Regions from separate parts of the Mus musculus genome. Here regions 1 and 2 are each linked to region 3. Evidence: chromatin loops called from intact Hi-C (ENCODE). Cell type or tissue: left cerebral cortex. All regions are shown on one strand. Region 1 holds the start of Cdc37l1 (cell division cycle 37-like 1). Region 2 overlaps Gm35922 (a long non-coding RNA gene). Region 3 overlaps Plgrkt (plasminogen receptor, C-terminal lysine transmembrane protein).

Region 1 (8,000 bases), 360 kb after region 3:
CAACAGTTACTTACAGACACTTCTGGTTCTCCTTCTTCATTTTTATCTGCAGTGCTAGGAATGGAGCCCAGGGCCTCTTGCGTGTTCTACCTTTGACCACATACCCAGCCCCTGTCCTCTTTTTTTATGGTCCAACAAAGATCATACCTTATTAAAAACATCCTTGCTAATGGCATCCATGTTCCAGAGACACATCCTCTCTCTTTGGACCAGAGCCTCTTCTTTCTGTCGCCACTCTTCTTCCCGCTGCCTCAGTTCTGACACCGCGGTCTGTGCTTTGGCGTGTTCCTGATCCAAGGACTCAGAGTTATGCAGTGCTAAGCTGCCAAGTTTCTGCTGGGCTTCAGCAAGATTCCATTTACATGCAACAGAGCTCTTCACAAATTCTTTCTGCTTTTGGCAAGCCAGCTCAATCCCGTGGCTATACATCTAAATAAGAAGTAACAACTGTATTAGTAAGGAATGAAGGCAGCAGCAATGACACAGCTCACTGTTTTCCATCAAAGGGTCTCTGTAGGACGTTTTGGTACAAGGCATAGCTGTATTCTTTGTCTACAATTGCAGTTTACATCCATCAATTCAACTCTGAGCTTCTTTGTTCATCGATGCCTCTCCTTGACAACTAACACTACAAAGGCTGGCAATTGCCAGTGATTCGCACAGAGATGACGGACAACAACAAACATCAGCTGTGTGGGCTCCAGAATCCTTCCTTCCCCAGGAGGAGGAAAGCAAAGCCACGTCCAGTGCATCAGTCATGGCTCCTCATCCTGAAAACCAGAGCTCTGACCTGTAGATCTTGCAGTGACCAGTCTTCACTTCAAAGAACCCATTTAATGGCTCCTAGTTTCTTTGTGTCATCACAATCTGTGACGATGAGAGAGTTCTTAATAAAAAATGCTACTTAAATGATTATGTCACACAGGCACACCTTACCTCAATCCTAATGGAAACAGTGACAGTGAAATCGAAAAGTGCCAACTGGTGACTCTGCTCTACTCAGGAGAAATCACTTTCAATACTTCTGTAACTGCTCATGTAAATGCAATGGGAGTTTAGTTCCTTATATTCCTTGTCTCAACAACAAAAGTGGAGGGCATTTTTTAAGGATTTCTTGGTTAAATGTACTTCATACTACTTACTAAGAATCACTGTTCTTAATCTGTTGCCAGAACTGTATCATTATTAGAGCCTTTATTCATTTACATCTCAACTGTATAAATATAATCATACCTTTTGGTCTTCATTAGCCATTCACTACTAGAATGATGCTTCAAAAAGAGGGGGCAGTCATGCTTTTTCCGAGAGTCTATTATTATAAAGCACAGACCCTTTAGTTCCCGTCAGTTTTACTTACTGGCTTATTCTTCCCACCCTCAGAACCCGATTATCCCTTTTCACTGATAACACTCTGTCCTCTATCCGATCCCTGCCCGATCCCAAGCCTGTTCTTATCCACTCTCTCCAAACCCAAGGTATACACATTGCTATACTGCTGTTTTTAACATTAATATATACTTATTTTCCCTGATTCCAAGCTTTGTAAGGAGTTAGAATTTAGTAACAAACTGTTCTGGCACAGGGAGTAAACCTGAGTTTTCTAGCACATTTGAGATTTCTACTGGCTGTCTGTGGACATTGCTCTCCTGTTTCCTTATTTAGTAGTTATTTGGGTTTCAAGCCCATATACTGCCATGTCTCTAAACGACAAGTAAAACATTTATTTTTACTTCTTGATACACTAGAAAATGAAGATGTTGGAGAGCTGGCTCAGTGGTTGAGCTCATTTGTTACTCCTGAGGAGGACCTGGGCTCCATCTCCAGCACCTATATGGTGACTCACAATTGTCTGCAACTCCAGGACATCCAACGACCTCTTTTGACCTTGGCAGGTGTCAGGAATGCATGGGATGCACACACATGCACACAAGCAAAATTCTCATATACATAAAATAATTAAATTAAAAGAAAAATTATCAATGCTGTTGCACACCTTTAATTCCGGCACTTGGGATGCAGAGGCAGGCAGATCTCTGTCAGTTCAAGGTCAGCTTCATCTACAGAGTGGATAGCTGGGCTACACAGAGAAACTTTTATGTCAAGGGGGGTGGGGGAAATGGGGAGAAAGCCAGTAAAAGGAGAAAAATGAAGCTGTAAAACAATTTGTAAAAAACAAAGTTATACCAATAAAGGCAATTATTAGAAGTGGGGTGCAGGATCTTGCCCTAATTATACAAAAGCAAATATTTCTCAAATCAAGCCAACTACCAAAATTATGTATATTTAAATTATTCCCCATAGACTATCATACCATTTGGTCATACAGTCCAACATGGACAGAGATGACTAAGTATACTATTGGGTCTTTAAGAAAAAGAAGCAACCCAGGGACGTGAACCCATGTTAGGCACGCATTCTCCACAGAGCTGCATTCTGAGCCCATATCAAGTCTTATTTTATTCTGTGATCATATAAAAGTTTAAAAGGCCATAATTTTAGTAAACAAAAACTCCGCAAAGAAACTATGATGGTTCAAGTCTACTGGAGCAGCTTCACATCAAAAGCTCTCAAACAGCAGCCACACTGGATCCCAGCACTGAGAGGGCTAAGTGGGCACAGGCCCACTCCTAACCAAGAAGCAGTGTGCAGTTGGTACCTGCTAGAAAGGGGAAATCACTGAGTTCCATCGCCCCCATTCCAGGGCGGGCAGTGCCATGCTGAGCAGTAGCTAGCCAACACAGAATGAACTCTGTGGTGTTTTTGTGGACTTTTTGCTCCATTTTAGCCTTTTTAATTATTCTAAAATTGTATTTATTTAGTCTTACTAGTCTTTTGCTTGTTTATTTTGATTTCATTTGGGTAGTTTGTTTTAAGAGAGGGAGAACATAATGTGAGATGAGGAGATTTGGGGAGGATCTGGGAGGAGTTGGGAGAGTGGAAAACAAGATGCAAATATATTGTATGAAAATTTAATTTAAAAAAAGATACAAGCGGGCTGGAGAGATGGCTCAGCAGTTAAGAACACTGACTGCTCTTCCAGAGGTCCTGAGTTGAATTCCCAGCAACCACATGGTGGCTCACAACCATCTGTAATGAGATCTGAAGCCCTCTACTGGTCTGTCTGAAGACAGCTACAGTGTACTCATATAAATAAAATAAATCTTTAAAAAAATACAACCATCTTTTTTGAAGTCCTCAAATTCTGGCTTGCCTTTTCACACATCATGTTATATTGAGATAGCTCTCTGTCTCTCATATTTGGTAAAAATTAAGCCAGTAATTTAAGATGAATTTTTAAAATCCTGTTGATTGATTAAACATTTTATTTTTTTTTAAATATTCTAATGTCCCCCCCAATTTAAGTCCTAAAGCTAGCAAAACATACAAGTAGGCTTGTAATAATTATATGTTCTTAGAAGTAATGACTGTGTAAATTTTATCACCATTTAAAAGCCTTCTCATCCAAATAAAATGCTATAGTATTTCTCTGGATAGGCAGTGCAGAAGCGTCCTGAAAAGAACACCGGACTGGGAGTCATGAGTTCTAGTGGGGACCCTGCACTGTCTAACTAAATGACCCTGGGAGATCTCCTTTAGTGAAGGCAATAGAAGCCTTCTTAAACCCCATCACCTAAACAAATGCACAGGTAAAATCGTTTTAAAATGTTGGGTTTCTTGGATTACTTCTTCGAGTCAACCACAGTGCACTGAAATTGAGGCAGTTTCCCCTTGCCTGTCCAAATTGACACCAGCAACTTTTCGTTTTCTCCCTCTGCAATACTAAGTATACACAGATGATACTAGTGATCCGTAACTAGGTGACTACTGACCCATCAATTCTCATTTTGCCTTACTTTCCCTATGACTAGTTGGCTGACCATAGTCTGTGGTTATGAAACAGCATACTGTGGGTGAGCCCAATCAACTCAGCTGACTGACTTGCGGGCAGACAATTTAAACCAGTCATCTTTAAGAAAAGCTATTATAATATTGGACCACATTTTTGCAAAAACGCCTGGAAATCAGACACCTACAATCAATTTCATTGAAAAGATTAGTGTTCAGTCTATGCTTTTGAAATCTGGTTCAAAACACACCCAGGTGAAAAGTCGGGAGAAGGTGATGTTCGCAGCATAGCACAGCACCCCTATAAAAGCCATAACTGGCATATAACACTTGACAGTTTCCGAGGCAAGAAAGCTGGGTTGAAAAACACATGTAGTATCAGAAACTTCGGGAAGAAGCCTGAAAGCCAATTCGGTGGCTGTATGTTTTCACCGGAGGCTGACGCGGAATCAAACTATGAATACAGTAAAGGACCAATGATAGAAACGGAGGTGTGTGCCAGCGTCAAAGGCAAGGCTTACAGAATTTGCTGAGATGTCAGCGCGGCAAAGAGCACGTGAGATGTTTATGTCAGGACTCGGTGTACTATTTTAGAAGTACAATCACTCTCTGTTCCTATCAACTGTGCACAAAGTAGCTGGAGCTCGTAATAAAGGCTCGGATGAAAGCACGCACCAGAGGACAAAGGGTCAATGTTATACACTTGAGCGGCCCCCAAAGCTCCACGCAGACAGCAGCAGAGAGGGGGAGGAGGAACCTCTCGCAAAGGTGAGGGGCAACCAGCCCCGGTGCAGGGACAAGTGTGCGTGGACGTGGAGGTCGGGAATGCGCGCGTGATCGCCTCCTTTTCTCGCGGAAGATGCTGCCAGAGCTGTGGCTTGGCATCAGGCTCCCCCGCGATGCCCGCAGACATTTCCCATCCCCCGCCCCCGGCAGAACGCAGGCCGCTCTCACCTGGGCGCCGCCGTCCGGTACCGGAGAGTAGTGGGACGAAGAGGGGGACACGTCTAAGTCACTCTCCTCCTCGGTTTCCCCGCCAGTCCTCGGGAAGCTCCAGGGGCCCGGTGGCGGCCACGGCTGCTCCATGTCCCACTGGTCCGGGCCCGGCAACCGCCAGCGCCAACGGCCCTGGCGTGAGTGGAACCTGCTGGGCGGAGCCAGCCGCCCGGCCGGCCACGGTCGTTACCCAGAATCCCTCTGCCCCTGGCGAAGCCGATGCACCCCCGGAGCAGGCCTGGACTGTGCCGCCGGCGGACTGCGGAAGAAGAAGTAGCCGGCCGGGACGTCATTTCCGGGGGCGTGACCGGGCGTGGCCACGTCTGGACGAAGAAGCAAAGTCTGGAGTTTAAGTCCGGGAAAGCTAACTAGGGTTTCTGCAGGTTCGGATCCGGGCGTTCAAAGGGTGTTCTGACTTGTCCCTCTTCTATTTCAAAAGCTCCTTCGTGTAGAGCAATCTAAGTCGGAGTCGAGGGGGACCGATTTAGAAAGCACAGCCAACTTTCCTTTAACTTCAAATTACCCGCGACAAGACTGTTCTCCAAACCCTGCTACAGCGGAGGAGGACACTAAAAATAAAATACTGGGGCAAGCACATTTGTAAAGAATTGAGACAAGTAGTAGACGTATCAGAGGGCTTTCCGTTCCTCGTGTCTTTTTAGAATCGTGAAGATCCGAGTACTCACTGTCCCTTTTCTTTTTGAGACAAAATGACCCACCATAGCCCGAGAACACATTTTAAGCGAAAAACTCAAAGATTGGGAATGTACCCTGGCAGTAGAGTGCTCATTTAACTAACACAGGCAAGGCCCTGATTTTAGTTTCTAGGACCAGGGAGAGGGAAACAGACACCTAGGAACTAGGAAAGTCTAACTTCACAACCCGCACGTTTAACAATTTAGCTTGTTGTCTATTCGCAATCAGATAAGACGACAGACTATCAGTCTTTCAAGCTTTGATTGATTGGCAAACTGTAGGTAGGGGTGTGTGGGGGCGTGAGGTTCACAAGGGTAGGCCAGAGGACCACATCAGTTCTCCTGCTCTGTTATTTTTCACAGCATTCCCTTGAGACAAGGTTTCTTCTCGCTGAGCTCAGAGAACTGACACCAAGCCTTCTGTCTCAGCCCATTTAGAGCTAGGATTAGAGGTGCAGGTTTGTTGGGTATTTGAACTACCGTCCTCATGCTTGCTCAGCTACCATTTTTACCTACTGAGTCATCTGCCTTAGCCCTGACTGGCAAACGCTAAAGGCTCGTTAATCCTAATGGTCGAGCGATAGATGAGAAAAATGCTGTTAAGCATGCTGTGTAACATTTAAGGAAGAGGGATGACATGAAAAGCCTATGTGCTTCAGTTCAGCTCTTTCATGATCAGGAAAATACCCAACAGTATTTTTACAGCGGAATCTAATACAAAGACAGTTTTGGGGTGGTAAAAGAAAGCTAAAAATAAGTAAGTAGAAGCAATGGAAGAGTAGATCTCAGCGTGCTGATGTGGAAATATCTCTGAAATGAACAAGTCTGTAATCCTGGGAAAGGCTGAGACATGAGGATTCTCAAGTTCACCACCAACCTGGGCTACACAGAAGGGGCACTCACTGGGTTAAAGAAACCAAATTACAGAATTAGATTATGTAAAGTGAGAAGTTATGGTTTATTTGTTTTGTTTTGCTTTGTTTTTGTTTGTTTGTTTTAAGGAGCAGGGCAGAGAAAGAGCAAGCTAGAAAATTAGAGCATATTGCCAGAGTTAGAGGCCCAGCAGAGCAAAAGAGTCAGAGGTTGAAAGAGAAGTCAAATTGAGTCAGTTAGCTTGAAGAAGTGTTTGAGCCAGAACAACTGACCTGAACCAGCCAGCCACTGCTCAGAAAGAACTAGAAAGAGTGAGCTTTCTCAGCAGCAAGTCTCAGAGGCTGAAAACATTCTCATCTTAGATTAGATTGTGTGGAGGCTAGAAGCTTCCAGGACTAGGTTTGGGTTAACAGATGGCAGTAAGCCTCAGAGATGACAATTATTCAGGAGAATAAAAGATACTTTCACAAAAATCTTGGAAGAGATAGAAGAAGTGTAATAATCACTTTGGTGGCTAAGGCCAGGAATGGAAAATTCTAAAGGTCTTAATTTCTATTTAGCCTTCCCGTATTGTGCTGATTGTTACAGGATATTTGATCATTGTTTATAGAACACCCATATTGTTATAGATACTGTTTATCAGATGCTGATGGGTGTGTCCTAATTAGATACAGTTTGATGTGCCGCTAGAAGTCTCAATAGATAAGCATGCTAAGGAATAAAAAGTTTTTGCCTACTGTAAGGCAAGTTGCTTGGGAGAGGTCTAGTGGTCTTTGCTCTGTGACCCAATCTGCTCTATGACCTGAGGTGAAGTGGGCTGGGTGACCTTGAGCTGCCCCATCATAAAGGTGGAGTGGTTCAGCCCCTACTCACTTGGCTTGGAGCCCCCACCATGATGGTGACATGGTTCAGCCTGCCAAGTTATAGGGGAGGAGCTAGAGACTTCTTTTATAGCAATTGGACCTTTGAGAGCTCTCTCTCATGGCTTGGAAGAGCCTTGCTGAAAGAAGCTCTGGGTAAGAGATAGGGATTCTCTTTTTGGACTTGGAAACCACAGAGAAGCAACGGAGAGGATGCAGGTAAAACAGTATTCTAGGAAAGAGAGCTAAGGAGCCCTCTTGCATTTGGAGGAGCTCAAGAGACAGGAAGATGAGCTCAGTAAAATGACACCGATAGAAAGAGATTTCTAAAGAGCTAGCAGGTGAGTTGTAAGATCAGGCTTGCAAATAGAGATTTTTGTTAAGAAAGTAAAGTTACATTGATGAGTTAGCAGATTTTTACCACAGCTCCCACCTTCTGTGTCTTTATGGATATAAATTATTAAGTAAATGTAAAAGGAGGAATATTACAGTTGGTAGAAGACTTTCCTACAAGTGTATAACTTTATAATCAGAAATAAAAGTTGAAAAGCTTTTCACGCAACCCTTGTTGCGGTCAGGCATTAAATGTCAAGGGGAAAGTGTAAGAGGTCAGAGAAAATGAAAACAGTTTATTTCCCCCTCTTTATTTGAAACCACAAAGTGCTTTGAGTGGTGCCTGGCTGAAAACTTAATTTTTTCAAATCCTATTTTCAATGATGGTTCTCCAATG
Region 2 (8,000 bases), 570 kb after region 3:
GGACACTTAAGAGCAGGCCAGTACTTCATGGTAGCTATGATCCTGGCTGTCCCCTGGAGCTGCCCGACAGAGGCCTGGGCCTACTGACTGGTCACTCCCGGTGGACAAACATTCGCAGGCATCCTAGCTCTTGCTTACCTCTAACAGGCTTTAGAAGAGTTCTCATATTTGTGGTCCTTTGGAGGCAGGGCTAAATTCTATGCCATATGATTTAATTCCTCCAAACCTATTTGTAAATTCTTTACAACATCAGTTCTATTACTCTGAGCTTCTTCTGTGTCAACCTGGACTGACATTCAGCCAGAGTTGTGTCAAGTCCCTGCTGGAAATGAGCAACAATCTCTCATAGTATACCCTTCACTTAGGTCTTTCCCAGAGCCAGTTAAAGTGGGCCCAGCCCTTTTGGGAAGGGAAAATGTTACCTTCAAGGACACAAGTCCTAATGAAGCTGGACTACCCTTTCCTTTGACTGAGCTTGGGTGGCAGACACCACCTGCATATTGGAGATGTCAAAGGTTAACTAGATTGACAACTCTTGAAAGGTCACGTGTTCACCCTGAAGCCCTGCAGGAAGTGATTTTGGGGAATAAAAAAATCATATCAATGTGTCTAAAAAGCAATCAGGCTAAGCATGCAGATCATGTGTTTCAGGGGTCACATAAATAATGACAAGTCAATAAACGGATTTACATTCTACTTGTAAAACTGTCTTTCAAAGGAAAAGATGTGGTTGGGGTTTAAAAATGGAATTGCTAACATTTACCTTCATGAGAATAATTTGTAACTCATGAACATAGCCTACATAAAGCCCTTACCATCAACCTTTAGTATATTGTATATAGGCAAGAGCTGCCAACTCTATCTACTCTAATGAGCAATTAGGAAACATTGTATACAATTGTACATTGTATACATTGTATACAGGCATTCTGTTGTGGTTCTGAATTTTTAAATCAGCAATTAGTCATCTTCTAGATATTTAGTGCAGGGATCATATTCAGGGTGCTCTCCCAGACCAGACTGAGTAAGTAACTAATTATACGTGGGCTGTTGTGGTCTCCAAGTATAGAGATGGTCACCATAGTTAGACGTGGCTATATTTGGCAGTGTTTGGCTATTGCTGCAATACAAGGACAGCTCAGTGAGGTTGTAAGCATTCTTGTTTGCAGTGAGAGGAATTAGAAGCATGCTTGCACAAGTCCATGCCCAGTAAAACAATCAAATGTAGGAAAAGTGAATGGGTGAATGCACAGGCAGATTTTTCTGAGAAACTCTGGGGTGATATATATGTGACCCTGCAGAAGGCTGTGGATTGGATCTAAAAGGCAGTTCATCTGAATGAGTCTGCATTCCTCCCACTTACAGGCCCTCAGGACCCACTAAACCAAAGCCTGAACATAGTTCTCACTTGCTTGTTCTTTAAGAACTGCAATCATAAAGAATCCTTGTCTATTAGAAGCATATGCCCCAAAGCCCACCACTAACTTTCCTGATAAAATAAAGACTGAGAACAGCCACAAGTGGCTCCGTTAGTCCTGGAGAACAGGTCTTGTCTTACTTTGTTTTCTGTTGACCAAAAGCAGTGCAAGGAGGAAAGAGTTTACTGCAGTTTATAGCTTCTTACAGTCCATCACTGAGGGAAACCAGGGCAAGAACTCAAGTTAAGAGCCTGGAGTCCAGAGCTGATGCAGAGACCACAGTGGTATGTTGCCTACGTGCTTGCTCTCCATAGCTTGCTCTGTCCAGGGTTGGGGGGGTTGGGGGGTGGCTCCACCCACCATGGGCTGGGCCTTCCCACATCAACCATTACTCAAAAGTGCCCTACAAGTGTACCTACAGGCAACTCGTATGGAGTTGTATGGAGTTATTTTCTCTAGTGAAGTTCTCTCTTTCCAGATGACCCTAACTGGTATAAAGTTTAAAAACTAACTAACTAACTAACTAACTAACTAACTAACCAACCAACACAAGGCTCTAGAAGAAGAATATTTTTTTTTCTTAATTACATTGAAGTCATCTAGAAAAAAAAGACATGCTGTTATGCCTCATCTCAAGCATCCTTCACTTATGTACTCCCCCAGAAGGAGTCCAGGTCCTCAGAGTCAGCAGCCTTATTAGCTCTTTTTCTTGTTGCTGAGACAGAGTACCTGATGGGTGTGACTTGAGAGGGGCAAGGTTTATTTTGGTTCCCCGTTTCACATGTCTATCATACATTGCATTGAATGTTGGTCTGATTTAATTCCTTGCATCTCCAGTGGTTTCTCAGATTTTCTTCCTGTTTTAGCTTGAGCTTGTTCAGGTCTTACACAGGCATCCCCATACTCCTGGGGTTTCTGGAGGGTAACCTTCCTGTCATGTCCAGAAGACACTCTTGGCTCTGGTTGTCACTGACCCCGGTGTCTCCCGTTCCCACCATGGTCCCTGATCCTTTGGTGGAAGTAATGTGTGATAGTCACAGTTGTAGCTGAGTATTCCAAAGACACTGTTCACACTCTGGCCAGTTGTGAGTTTTTTCTGTTAATCACCATGTATTGCGCAAAGAATAGTGGCCAGTCCGGATGGCACATGCTTCATCAGTTTAATGTCAGCACTCAGGAGACAGAGACAGGTGGATCTTTGTGAGTCGGAATTCCAGGCCAGTCTGGTCTACAAGTTACAAGCCAGCCAGGGCTGCACAGCCAGACTCTGTTAAAACAAAAGATAACAAAAGCAAAAACAAACAAAAACAGCAGTTCACCGTATAAGTAGAACACCTGAGGTTACCACTGCTGACTGTCAGAGATGGCAATGAACAGAGACAGGAATTTAATCTTTAAATTGCTTTACAGGGGGCACCATCAACCCTATAGTAGATGCCATGCTAAAAGCCCATCTTCCTTCTCATCTCTAACCAGTAGCTTACAAAGAGAGAAGTGGGGCCAAGGACAGCCAATCAGCGTGGAGCTTACTTATCCTTGCCCTGTGGGTCACTGATCGAGTCCACTTTGACAGGGGTAGAAGTTCAGCTCTGTACTGCCACTCTCCATGAAGCCCAAAGAGTTTCCCTAATCTTTTAGGGACTCAACTCAGGGAATCCCAAATTTATGGCTTCAGCCAAGAACTGAATTTAGGACCAGCCAGAATAAAATAGAGTCAGGATCTCATTAAGTAAAAAGGAATATAGGAAGGAACAAAAGGCCACTCAAGAGCACGAGTATGGGCTTCTCTGAGAAAGAGTTACAGTTTATTCGGTTTTCAAAACAAGCTACTCTGTGTAGCCCTGGCTATCCTGGAACTCGCTCTGTAGACCAGGTTGACCTTGAACTCAGATATCTGCCTGCCTCTCCCTCCCGAGGCCCGAGATTAAAGGTGTGTGCCGCCACACCCAGCCATTAAGATATTTTAAAGATGATTTTGAGTGTGAACGTTAAGCAGAAACGAGGCTTGGGAAAGATAAGGCATGCTCAAGTGTGAACAAGGGCTCCCGGTGGACTGACTGACTGACTGGGTGGCTTTCACAGAGAATCATAGCCTTAGACCAATGAGCCAGATGTTAAACCTAAAAAGTAAGAAACGCTCCTCTGTTTCCCTGATTTATCTGTCTTGATAAGTGAGATTGCGGGATGGCTCCCAGATGCCTCGGATGGAATAGAATCTGATAACGGACCACCAGGGGGCCACTGGAGTTGCACAAGGGTTTTCTGAAAGCCACAACTTTTCAGGCCCGAAGGGAAAGGCCTGAAGCAGTTGACACCAACTGCTTCCCTGGGCTGGGGTTCCCACTTCCTTGCAGGTAAGAGGCTCTAACCCAGTTGTTCTCAACCTTGGGGTGGAACGACCCTTTCACAGGGTCGCCTGAGACCATCAGAAAACACAGAGATATACATTAGGATTCGCAACAGTAGCAAAATTACAGTTCAGAAGTAACAACAAAAAGGATCTTATGACTGTTGGTCACCACAAGATGAGGAACTGTATTTAAAAGTTGCTACATTAGGAAGGATGAGAACAACTGTTCTAATCAAATCACGGGCTGAGGAATTTGTCTCCTTTCCCACAGCTTCCAATGGCTTATCATCTTTCCCTCCTGCTTTAGTCACCTTTAGGAGACCCACGAGACCTGCATCTTTCTACTCATCCATTGCACTCTCTCCTCATTCCATGAAAGTTTGGCTCAGACACTTCTTGGAGTACTACAGGGATTAACCTTGTCTCCTTTGCAGGGCATGTGGGCTGGAGTTAAAGAGTAACAAACCCTTAGCAATGTGTGAGGCTAAAATAGCAGCAAGTGCCAGCAGGTTCCTTCCTAAACTATGGGCAGCAGGGTCTTTATAAGAAAGAATATTAAAGTGTCCCCATCCATCTCTCCTGTCCCCTAAAGCAGACTTTTCTCTGACTTCCCAGTTTGTGGCTTTCTGAATAAAGAGCAGCTTTTAGAAAGGTTCAATCTCTGATTTCTGTTTAGGTGACAGGTGGCAGGCAGAGTCCAGTCTGGTTTCAAGAGCAAAGAAAAAGAGGGGTGGGGAGGGAGGGAGGGAGGGAGGGAGGGAGGGAGGGAGGGAGGGAGGGAGGGACTTACACCAAAGAGACCTGCTGATGGTGACTTGTTTTACTTTGTCATAAATATAGTTAGAATGTATAGAATTTAACTATCTGGTCAAAGACCTGGTAAATCTCTCCTGCCTTCCTTATAAACCTAAGCTCTTAATTTCTTGATCATCTAGAAAATGGAATATTTAAATCTATTAGGAATTTTTACCACATCTATAAAATGGAATATTTAGATCTATTATGAATATTAACCAAAACATGAATGTACTTTAAATGCAACATTAAGAAATATCTGTTCTTCTAAGCAAGTATTTTAAAGCGTCACTAAATATCCACCCACTTTACAGAAAGCATTCTATCGCTTGCTTACATAATGCACATGATGAATCATAAGATGGAAGTCTTGTTAAGTTACAATGTTTTGCATTCATTACGTAGATTTTAATAAAGATTTTTTTCTCATAGATAGTGGAAATAAATTAAATTTTATTCATTCTTCCTTAAGTCGTTGAGGGTAATAAAAATGGGAGGGCACAAAATGCTTTTTGTTAATCAAAATGCAGTATTTTAAATGCATTTTGAAAGAAATGCATAAAAATCCAAATATGATTGCTTTGCAAAATTTTCTTGATGTATGGAAGCTATCAAGCAAAATTTTGATGATATATATAAATATCTTAATATATAATTCTAGAAACAAATCAAAATAACTCTAAGTGCATTGATTAGATCAGTGCTGTGTATTTATTTCCCAGAAATATGATGTGAGATTTCATATGATATTTCTATGGAGACTGGGATACGTATAAATTATGAATGCAAATGCTTTACAAAGAGATTTACATTAAGTTTCCTTTTTTATGATGGGATTGCAGGCAATACCAAGCCCGTAAGCACTACCAGTCAGGATCTAGGTGAGATGTTGAAGTTATTCTGTACCATGCACAGGGAAAACAAAGACTAGATTTAAAGGGTGACTAAAAATTAAATATGTCTATTTAAATGCTTAGAAATTTTCTATACTGTTTTTGTGCTATGTAAACTTAAATTTAAGAGATTAAAAAATTAAAGGACTAGTACTACATGTAGAGAAAAATTTTAATGGCCTCTTAAATTTTTTTCCATATAAAATATATATTTATATATATATATTTAGAATGAAAAAATTATATGTATACATAAATATATATAAAGTTGGTATTGAAATATATATATATTAAAGGATTTATTTATTTATTATATCCAAGTACACTGTAGCTGTCCTCAGATACACCAGAAGAGGACGTCAGATTTCATTACAGATGGTTGTAAGCCACCATTTGGTTGCTGGGATTTGAACTCAGGACCTTCAGAAGAGCAGTCAGTGCTCTTAACCGCTGAGCCAACTCTCCAGCCCCTTGAAATATATTTATTTATATATAAGGTTGGTATTGAAATGGGCTCAATTGGTTATTAGGCCATAAAAATTGCTATTAAACAATAACCCATTACTAATAAATAATATATTTATTTTATTTCTATGATATTAGATATTTTAATATTTAACTTGATATATATAGGATAAAATGTCTTAAGATTAAACCTGAATTGGCCTCAAAAAGACAAAACTACATTTAGAGTTTTTAATGTTCATTGACTCATTAAACTCAACTTTTCTATTTGCTCCTATGTGTAATCTCATAGTCATGTTATGGATATTATGTAACATAATAATACCATTAAATATGTTTATGGCAACTGAAACAATAAAAAGTTATTAAAATTCTTTCTCATTTTATTTTATAAAGTTTTTATTAGCACATTTATATAAAACTAACAGGCTACATCAGAACCTTCTCATACAAGAATACAATGTGTTTTGATCGTATTTATTCTTCATTACCCTCCTTCATCCCCTTTCCCACTCCTGGTGACTTCCTTCTGCCCAGCTCTTCCCTTTTCATGTCTTTTTGGATTTTATTTTCCAGTGAGTTTAGTTTCAGTTGCCTGCAGAAGAAAGGGTGAGAAACCATTTGCAAATACCTAGACACTGTAGCAATGTCCAACCACTGAAGCAAATGCCTGTGCCTCCTTCAGCAACTGTTAACTGCCTACCAAACCTCAAGAAGGAGCCTGGCTTCATGACCACTGGGTAGGGATTCTCCTTTCCCCACATCTTCACCAACACTTGTTCTCATTTGATCTCTTGATGATCATAATTCTGACCAGGATGAGATAGAACCACAAAACAGTTTAATTTGCAAATCCCTGATGGCTAATGGTATTAAGAAAAAAAACTTAAAAAACATAGCCATTCATATTTCTCCTTTTGAGAATTCTCTATTCAACTCTATAGTCTATTTTTCAACTTGGTTATTTCTTGATTTAAAAAAAATGTATTCTAAATATTAATCCTATGTCATAAGTATAGCTAGCTGAGATTTCTCTCTGTAAAAGTATCTTTTATTCTCCTGTTATAGTTGTTGTCTGGGAGGCTTACTGTGTCTGTCTGCTAACCTAGGCAATAGTCCTGGAAGATTCTAGCCTCCATACAATCTAATCTAGGCCTATCATGTTTTTAACCTCCGAGACTCACTGTTGAAAAAGCTCACCCTTTCTTGTTATTTCTGAGCTCCTCCTGGCTAGATCAGCTCAGCTGTTGTGGCTCAAACTCCTCTGCAAGCGAACTTATTCAATCTGGCTTTTCTTTCAGCTTCTGAATTGCTCCTCTTGGCCACAAACTATACCAACCCCCTCCAACCTCTGGCTCCTCCTTATTCTCTTCTCCTTCTGTCTTTACCTGTGTCTAGGTTGTTCTTTCTTCAGTCTGCCTCTGTAAAACTTTCCCAGTAAAACTCCCTCCCTCTCCCCCTTCCTCGCCCCTCCCTCTCCCCCTCCCTCTCTCCCTCCTCCTCCCCTTCTCCCTCTCTGTGTGTCTCTATTCTCCTCCCTCTCAGCTCCACTGTATTGTTCTCCAAGAACTCTACTGTATCCTAGACTGTACTCTCTTTTTCCTGTACTGTCCATCTCTTCCCTTAAGTAGCTTCCCTTTCCTCTCTCTTCTTGTGAGAGTTGGGCGTATCCTACTCTGTCAAATCTTTCTCTAATTTTTTGCTTTTTCTGTCTCTCAAGTAGACATCACTTTCAAACATGGGTGCTTCCTTCTACAAACTACCTTCATTGTTTGGGATTAAATGTGAGTGCTGAGTGCATGTCTATATTTCAGCCAAAGAGATTAAAGGTGTGTGATAAGGGCTGAGCCACACCCTAACTGGAAATAGATTCAAATATCCTATAATTTCTCTCCTTTTCTCTAAGAAATTGTGTTTTCGTTCAATTGACTGATTACTTAGCTGTATAGAAAGTTTTGGGTTTTATGTGGTACCATTTGTCAATTATCTGGGCGAGTGACCAGACTCTTTCCCATGTTTACATGGTATAGCTTACCCTACTTTCCCCCTAGCAGTCTCAGGTTTCAGGTTTTACATTGA
Region 3 (8,000 bases):
GCTGTGAAGCATTGAGACGGGCTGCTGTGGTGGAAAGGTATTTAACAGCCTAAGACAGCACTGAAGAGAGTGGAGATGTTGTGACACGCCCCCCCGCCCCCCCCCCCCGGGCCTTATGGTCTTCTGAAAAACCAATAACTAACCAAAGTGTTTCTCTGAACATACTCAGTTATATTTAGAACAAAGTTAGGAGTTCTTACCCATAGTTTATAGCCCTCTGGGGTAGCTGTTATACCTAAATAACAAGGCCATGCCTGATGTAGAGGGTGGCTCAAGTCAGTTTTTAAGGAAATGATGGTAAAAAAGGCGATATAGATCATAAGGGGAAAGAAAATCAAAATTTGAATTCATGTCCCAGGCTAGTAAAACAAAACAGCCATTCTATTTTTTAATTTTACTGTAAAATTCAATGAACTATATTGAGCATATTATTATAAAAAAAAAGGTCTGTACTTCTTCAGGCTAACCTAAGTGTTTCTGAGAACAGTAACATCGGCTAAGATAAACCACAATGTTCGGTGTATATTCGGTGTAATAAATGCAGTTTTCTCTCAATGGTATTTCCAACTTGCAATGAGCTTATTGTGCTATAACTTCCATTGGAAATAATGGAGAAACTCTACCATGTGGTCATTTTAAAACTCCATTTCTGGGCTGAGGAGATGGCTTGGTGGGTAAAGCACTTGCCATGCAATCATGAAGACCTGTGCTGAAAGCTTGCACATCAATGACGACCTGGGCACAGAGGCACACATCTGTAATTGCAGTGGTGAGATGAGAGGCAGACACAGGAGGATCCCTGGACGCTCCCGACCAGCTAGCCTGGGGTACACAGCTAAGAGGAACATTCCGGAAAGACTGTCTCAAACAAGGTGGAACGTGCAGAACAATACCCAGGGTTACCCTCTGACCTGGAGGAGCGCTGTGGCACACACCCACCTGCACTCACGCACATGAATGAATATATACACTCACACAAACTTCCCATTCCTGGGGATCCATTTGCAAAGGCGTGTGAGCATCCTCACCCTGCCCTTTTGAGAGCCTCGGTAACGTGGAGAGAATGAAGGCGAGGCTGGAGAAAACTGGCTAGGGGGAAATCAGCTGCAAGAGGATGAGACCTGTGTCAGAGAAGGAGGGGAGCATGAGACGTCAGGAGAAATACTGAAGAATTGACCCTAAGACACTTACATCTTAAGACACAAGGTCAAGAGGGACAGACGACAGTTCTGAACTCACATCCTCAGATGCATGGTCTTCCTGTCTGTCAGAACAGCTGGTATGAAGGTGAATCACATTAGACTTATAGAAGGGAAAACCGAGGTAACGTGGCACTGTGTGTTCACAGAGCAGGGAGAGATGGGAAATCATTTCAGTCAGCTGTTCTTGGCTGAGAGAAGGATGCTCAGGCTGGGTAAGAAGTATGCCTGAGGGTAGACAGCTACATAGAATTTACACTGTTCCCTAGGTCATCTCTCTCTCTCTCTCTCTCTCTCTCTCATCCCAGTTGATAGGAGTCCAGAGCCTGTATAAGGATGCACAGAGTCTGTTATTTAAATATGCCTTGCATTTTCCACTTTAGGTCAAGATGGGGTTTATATTCTCGAAATCTATGAACGAAAACATGAAAAACCAACAGGAGTTCATGGTTACGCATGCTCGGCTTCAGGTATGTGCTAGTTAAGATGCCATGTTCCTAATCCTGTTAAGTTTCTAGAATGGTGCTCTAGAGGCACAGTCTCTTCGACTCCCTTTGACTCCTAATTAAGACGCTCCTGGGCTCCATCCTCAAAGACAAGGTGAAGTGGATGACCAAATAACTGGTGAACAGCCCATGTCTCCAATCCAGATACTTGAGCCAAAATTTCTATACCACTAGGTAATTGCTTAGAGTATATTATGAACAGAATATGGCTCTTCCTCGAGGCATTCTGAACTCCTAAAACCTGTGAGTATATTAGGAATATGATGCCTTACATGGAAAGGGAATTTACAATGTGTTCATCTAAAGAAGTGTTATCATGGATTATCAACATGGATCCATTGTAACTTCCAGGACCTTTATAAGAACGTGTGTGTGTGTGTGTGTGTGTGTGTGTGTGTGTGTGTGTGTGTGAGAGAGAGAGAGAGAGAGAGAGAGAGAGAGAAAGAGAGAGAGAGAGAGAGAGAGAGAGAGAGAGAGAGAGAGAATTAGATGTTATACTGTTACCCATAAAAGTCTTAAACATAGTCATAACCTGAGAAGCACTCTACTGGCTTTGAAGATGGAGAGAACCAGGGCCATGGGCCAAAAAATGCAGGCAACCTTAATAAGCTGGAAAAGCCAAAGAAACAGAGAGACAGAGCCTCGCCAGCCCGTTTTGGCCCTTTAACCATTGATCATAACTTGTTAAAGCTGCACTAGGAAACTGTTATAGACTGTGGTACTTGACCTTGGATTGTACAGTAGATGTTTAGAAAAAAAAAAGTCGAACAGATTGCTGAATTATCTAATATAAGCTGTCAAAGTATTTTAAAATATTACACAGCTGAATGTTAAAATGTTCGACCTAAATTGTTTTGCTAAGGTTTTAGACAATGGTCATGATGAGGCCCCTGTGGTCTGTTATGGCTCTAAGAGTAGAAAGCCCTACTCTTGGGCAGTACAAGTGAGAGATAACCTAGACACCCGGATGAATCAATTCATAGCATCCTGACTGTGCACATGACCGGTCCTCGGTCTCCTGGTCTGTACCCTAGAGGCAATACACACTTCCGAGATGCTCCAAGAAGTAAAAATTATGCACATTATATAGAATGTACATTATATAGAATGTGTACTATAATGCCTCTTGCTTATATTAGGTGTTGCTATCATTGCTATTAAAAATATTTTTTAAGTGTTAGGGTTTCATATAGCCCAGGCTAGCTTCAAGCTGGTTATGTAGTCTAAGATGGCCTTGAGCTTGTAGTCCTCCTGTCTGTCTCTTCAGTAATAGGAGTATTGGTATGTACCACCATACCCCACTGATGTTAAAAACTTAAGTTTCGGTGTGGGATAATGGTTCCTTTGGGGAAAAGGGAAAGAATGGGCAAGTCTTACTGTAATGGAGCAATGGCCAGAGGAGACGTATAGGTTAGGAATCAGCCCAGTATCTCAGAAATAAGAATGGCGTGTGGGTGGAAACTACAAGAGTTTCATTCTTATATCAGACTACATGACCTCAGGATCTGTGAAGATCTGAGGATTCTATTCCTCTTTATTCCTCTTGGAAGTTACAGAAAACCAGAGACTCCTACACCAGAGGAGTCCGTCACTGCACGGAAGCAGTGTGAGCTAAGTACCGATGTCACTTCCTCCTGCTACTCAAAGCCCATGCACTCTGTGGATGTGGGTCAGGTATGGGGAACACTGAGTGTCGGGAATCTACTGCTTCTGTGAGGAACCATGAACAGGAGGAGTGTGGAGGCGTTTGCTTCGTTTCATGCCCCAGGGTTGTTCACTGGCACGAAAGCAAGAGATCGCTCAGCTCCGGTAGCTAGGGCCTTGCTTTTTTTTTTTTTTTGACCTACCCATCAAGAATGTACAGAATGTTCAAGGTCCTTGGTGGTCACCTGACTGGCCAGAGGCAAGAGAACGGCTCCAGTTGTACCTTCCAACACACTACCTTCGTTTTCCAGCAGACAGACGTTCTATTTGTCCTATCTTGGATTCCCGACTCTACAGTGGACATGTCACACCTGAGGCTCACGTAGCTTCCACAGAACAAAGGTTATTTTAAACAAAAACTCACCAAATTACTTACCATCAGTTACTGGCTGGTGTGAAATCCCCTCAACAACTTGTATGCTGGAAACCCAACCCCAATATGACTTCATTTGGAGACTGGGTCTTTACAGAGGTGATCAAGTTAAAATAAATCCTTAGGGTGGGTATTAATCTGATATGTTGTTGACTTTTAAGAGGAAATTTAATCATGTGCCCCAAATATGTCATTTACAAGCCAGTGACAGAGATCTCCTCACAGCTTGTCCAGGAATCAAATACATTGATTTTTTTGATTTCTAGATTCCAGAACTGAGACAAAAACAAAAACAAACAAACAAAAACCCTCTCTCTTTTTTTTTCCTATCGTTTAAACTAGCCAGATCGTGGTCTCTGTTTTTTGGGGGGTGAGGGAGGCGCAGTGGTGGCCGGTATGCAGCTTTAGCAAACTAAAGAGGGAAGCACTTGGAACCTGCGTCCAGAAGGGGGCGCTGGTGCATCGAGCAAGGAGCTCCGTGCAGCTCAACTGCAATTTTCTGCTTTTCTCCCTATTTCTCTAAGCCCTGCCAGGAGCATCAGAGAGGTCATGAGTGGGAGAGATTTTGGTCACCATGAGGTTTTTGTACAGAATGGCGCGTCAATTTCACTGCACACTTATCTGTGTGCACGGCAGTATCTGAATTGCATCAGGCTCCTATCCTCACTGCAAACTTTGCAAACCGACCTCATTGGTTAAATTCAGCCCTTCTTCCATGAAAAGAATGCATCCTAAGTGTTGTAGGGTCGCTACCTACATAGTTTCAGGAGTTTAGACATTTTTGCAGATGTTCGGTGATTATTATGACAAGGCCTTTGTTTCCCTCCTCAAGAACCACAAAAAGTTTTGTTTTTATTTTCCTTAAAAAAAAAAAAAAAGATGGTTTTTGAGAATTTCATACAAGGCTTGAGGCTACGGTTAAGTGGTAGAGCATTTTTGCCCAGCATGCACATGGTTCTGGGGTCAGTACTGCTGGGGGTGGGGGGTGGGGGAGGAAGAGGGAGGGGGTGTATAAGATGGAAGGGACTCACATTAGTAGTTACAACGATATTACCGTCAATTTTTAGTTTTCCGGTAGAAACTGCTTCTTCTAACTTCCGTTACTGAGGAGCTATACAGTGCAGTTCTTCACAGTGCCACTAGATGGCACACAAACAACTTTATAACACCGCAAAACCTGGAAAGAATCCTGATTTTATGATGTAGGCTGGAAAGGGGAAACCTAACACAGAGAAAGAAATATACAGATGTCTGCCCTAGTTATGCAGTGGGACTGTAGACAGAGAGCAGTATGGTAATGCAAAGATTAGTGGGCAGCAAAAGTTTGTCATTTGCTGTGTTCAGGGAACAACATGAGAGAAAAACAAAATCCAACCAAACATGAGAGCCCAGGCTGTCTGTGTGCTGAAAAGTTAAGGTAATATAGATTCTCTTAGTTTTTAGTGAGATTGCATTTTGCACATGGAAGATGTAGTGTTCTGACCCTGGTTAATTTTTATTGGAGCCACCTGAAAAGAGGGAATTTCAGTTGAAGAACTACTTCAGTTAGATTGAATCATGTCTGTGAGAGATTGTCTTGACTAACGAGTGATAAGGGAGCGCTCAGCCCACTGTGGGCAGCGCCATTCCTAGGCAGGTAAGTCTGGGCTGCATAAGGAAGCTAGCTGGATAGGAGCTCCTGGCTAGAAAATAGTGTTTTCCACATGGTCCCTACCTCCAGGTTCCAGCCTTGAGTTCTAGACCTGACTTCCCTCCATGATGGATTGCAACCTGGAAAATGAAATAAATCCTGTCCTTCTAACATTGTTTTTTGGTCATGGGGTCACAGTTACAGAAGCAGTTCCTAATGTGAAAATAATAAAAAACACTTCCAGACACACCGTTTTAGACATTACGATGGTCAGCGGTTTATGTGAATTTCTGTAGTGTGCTTATCAAGTGCTAAAATGCCTTGGTAATTTCTTCTCTCAAGGGATCACACATTCTTGAACAGGGTAAAGATGGCAGCCAATGAGTTCAGTACTGTGTTAAGAACCAAGAACGATGTATATTAGTATGTCTGATGACTACAGAATGGCAGGGGCTTTTCTAAAGGCCACATATTCAGTTAACACTTAGTCCTGGCAGTGAACCGATGTCAGCTAGTTAATGGAATAAACATGGAAACATGGGGTTGAGACCTTTGCTCTCTGTCTGTTCTGACATGGTTCAAGTAGTTTATGTAGAACTTTTCTTAGAAGAAAAAATATTTAGATCATGTTTAATGAGCACACTTTTAAATCTATTAGGAAAACTGATGTTAGTTTTAGGTTTATTGTTAGGTTTTGTTTAGAATATTTGACGACTCTAGCTATTGGTTTAGGCGGTTACTTCTTATAATAATTATACCTTTAGAGACATGAGTTTGCTACATATGGGTATACTTTAGTTTTTCAATCATTAAACATTGTTTAGATGCCAAATACTACTAAGACATAATTTTCAGTTATATTTTTCCAAAAGAAAAACGTTAACTTCAAGTTTCATTTGTTTCAAAATTTTTGAACATGAAGACCTCAAAGTTTTTAAAACTACGGTAGAACGAGAGATTACGTCATTACCTTTCTTCTTCCTCCCTCCCACCTGATCCATGAGGTCTCTCTGATGCCTCCTTACTAAGACTCCCACTGCCCTGTGTCTCCTTTGTTGCAGCATGACGCTAATCCCAGATTTCCAACCCCAGGTGAATCATTGTTGCTGTTGTCATTGTTGTTGTTGTTGTTGCTGTCCTTTGAGACAGGGTGGCAATGTAGCCCAACGTGGCCTCAAATTCACAATTCTTCTTTCTGTGTCTCTTCTTGAGTTCGAGAAGGACGGTCATACCCTCCCAAGCCTGGTGCAGAACTCTTATCCTGTGAGAGAGAGAGCTTTACAACTGTGTTTGAGTCCAGTCGTTATAAAGACAACGACTTCTGCACAGTTTGATGGCTCCTTTCCCCTTCTGCACACTGTGTGTTTGTCATGTCATGCAGTCCCGGGATCTTGTCACAGTCTCATCTCACCTGGGGCATCCTCTGAGTTCTTGGCTGACTTATACATTTTGATACGCTGAGTTCACTCTTTACCATAAAGTTTATTCCTGTGACAAGGACAGCGTGTTCTGTGTCCACCCCAGCATCATCCTGTTTATGATCTTTAGAAAGATCTTTAGAAACCTTTCTGCTTCTGCCTTGGAGAGTTCCTTGTCATCACTTTTAGACTGATAACTATGTGATGCTTTATTGGGGATAAAGAGAAAAATGTATCCTGTGGTAGTTCGTTTAGACAGTAGTTCTTAATCCTGGCTGCATACTAGAACTACCTAAATGCCCTGAAAAACACTAAACTAAACTTATGCTGACCTAACCTTCCAGTTAATATTCTGAATAATTCTTTTGATATGTTAGTATGGCTACTGGGACCTTGAAGAGCTCCACAGATGTTTACAGCTCAGGACACAGATGTTGAACGTGCCTGGATCTTGTTTTGATTTAGATGCCTTTTCATAGGAACACAGATTATTAATTACTGTATTTATATCACTTTGGAAGATATGCATTGGTATATGAGTTTGGAAAAAAAAGTAGTCTAGCAAGGATAGGTTTTACACACTCACTATTCATGTGTACAAAGTCATATGATGTATCTTTAACAGAACTCAAAATGAGTCTCAGCTTCTACTGATCAAGGCAATTTGGGCAAGACAAAGTGGCTCAATTGCTTCTTGCTCTTTCTCCTTCTCCAATCTTGGTTTGACCTAGGCGACCGCAGGTGGTACAGGCATTAGAGGAGGCTTCTCTGATTGAGGGGAGCTTCTCTAATGACTCCTAGGAAACATGAGGTGATCTGCTCTGAGGACATTGACCGTGCTCCAGAGGGGAGTCTGGCCATGACTTCTACACTCTTCAATGCTGTGGGTCCTTGAGACCCAGTTATCTTCTCCAGCTATCTCTGGCTCATATTCTCTGCCCAAGTCTCTGCTATGAGTGTAGCATTCTGGTATGCTACCTCCTTCTAATTTTTAGCTATCCCCTGTAAACCTTTTCATGGGAAAGGGAACCATGTGGACACTTATGTAGCTGAGATGAACCCAACTGTCTCTCTCAGGCCTGCCTGAGCCCAGATCTGCCTTGCAACCATTGTCTCTCTACTTTGGATTCCCCCCTCCCAGAATCCTCTCTGTTTAGGGATTCTCCAGCC

What was found. Peaks named below come from ENCODE experiments on the same cell type or tissue, not always from the same donor. Only the 100,000 strongest peaks of a DNase experiment are listed, where the experiment ranks them.
Region 1: a loop joins it to region 3, with 3 times the contacts of the local background. A loop is called at or near these places in 4 of 42 quality-filtered maps.
Region 2: a loop joins it to region 3, with 6 times the contacts of the local background. A loop is called at or near these places in 4 of 42 quality-filtered maps.

Annotation. Positions count from the first base shown.
Region 1 is chr19:28,987,470-28,995,469 of GRCm38, reverse strand. Cdc37l1 (cell division cycle 37-like 1) reads right to left here and starts at 5,103. Exons shown (of 7, transcript NM_025950.4): 1 at 4,801-5,103; 2 at 148-429. The coding sequence starts at 4,932. It also overlaps a transcript of Ak3 not described here. In left cerebral cortex, CTCF peaks have their summits at 3,116 (motif pointing left) and 5,038; DNase peaks (open chromatin) are centred at 4,422, 4,727, 5,121, 6,774 and 1 more place; H3K4me3 peaks cover 2,377 bases; H3K27ac peaks cover 3,788 bases.
Region 2 is chr19:28,786,614-28,794,613 of GRCm38, reverse strand. Gm35922 (a long non-coding RNA gene) reads right to left here. Exons shown (of 4, transcript XR_877801.1): 4 at 6,429-6,516. Among named protein-coding and RNA genes, the nearest start is that of Gm35922, 31 kb to the right of the region's middle. In left cerebral cortex, a CTCF peak has its summit at 3,618 (motif pointing right); no DNase peak of the experiment used is centred here.
Region 3 is chr19:29,351,986-29,359,985 of GRCm38, reverse strand. Plgrkt (plasminogen receptor, C-terminal lysine transmembrane protein) reads left to right here. Exons shown (of 6, transcript NM_026362.2): 3 at 1,583-1,669. The coding sequence starts at 1,589. Among named protein-coding and RNA genes, the nearest start is that of Plgrkt, 5.9 kb to the left of the region's middle. In left cerebral cortex, CTCF peaks have their summits at 4,236 (motif pointing right) and 4,915 (motif pointing right); DNase peaks (open chromatin) are centred at 4,237 and 4,932; H3K4me3 peaks cover 646 bases; H3K27ac peaks cover 211 bases.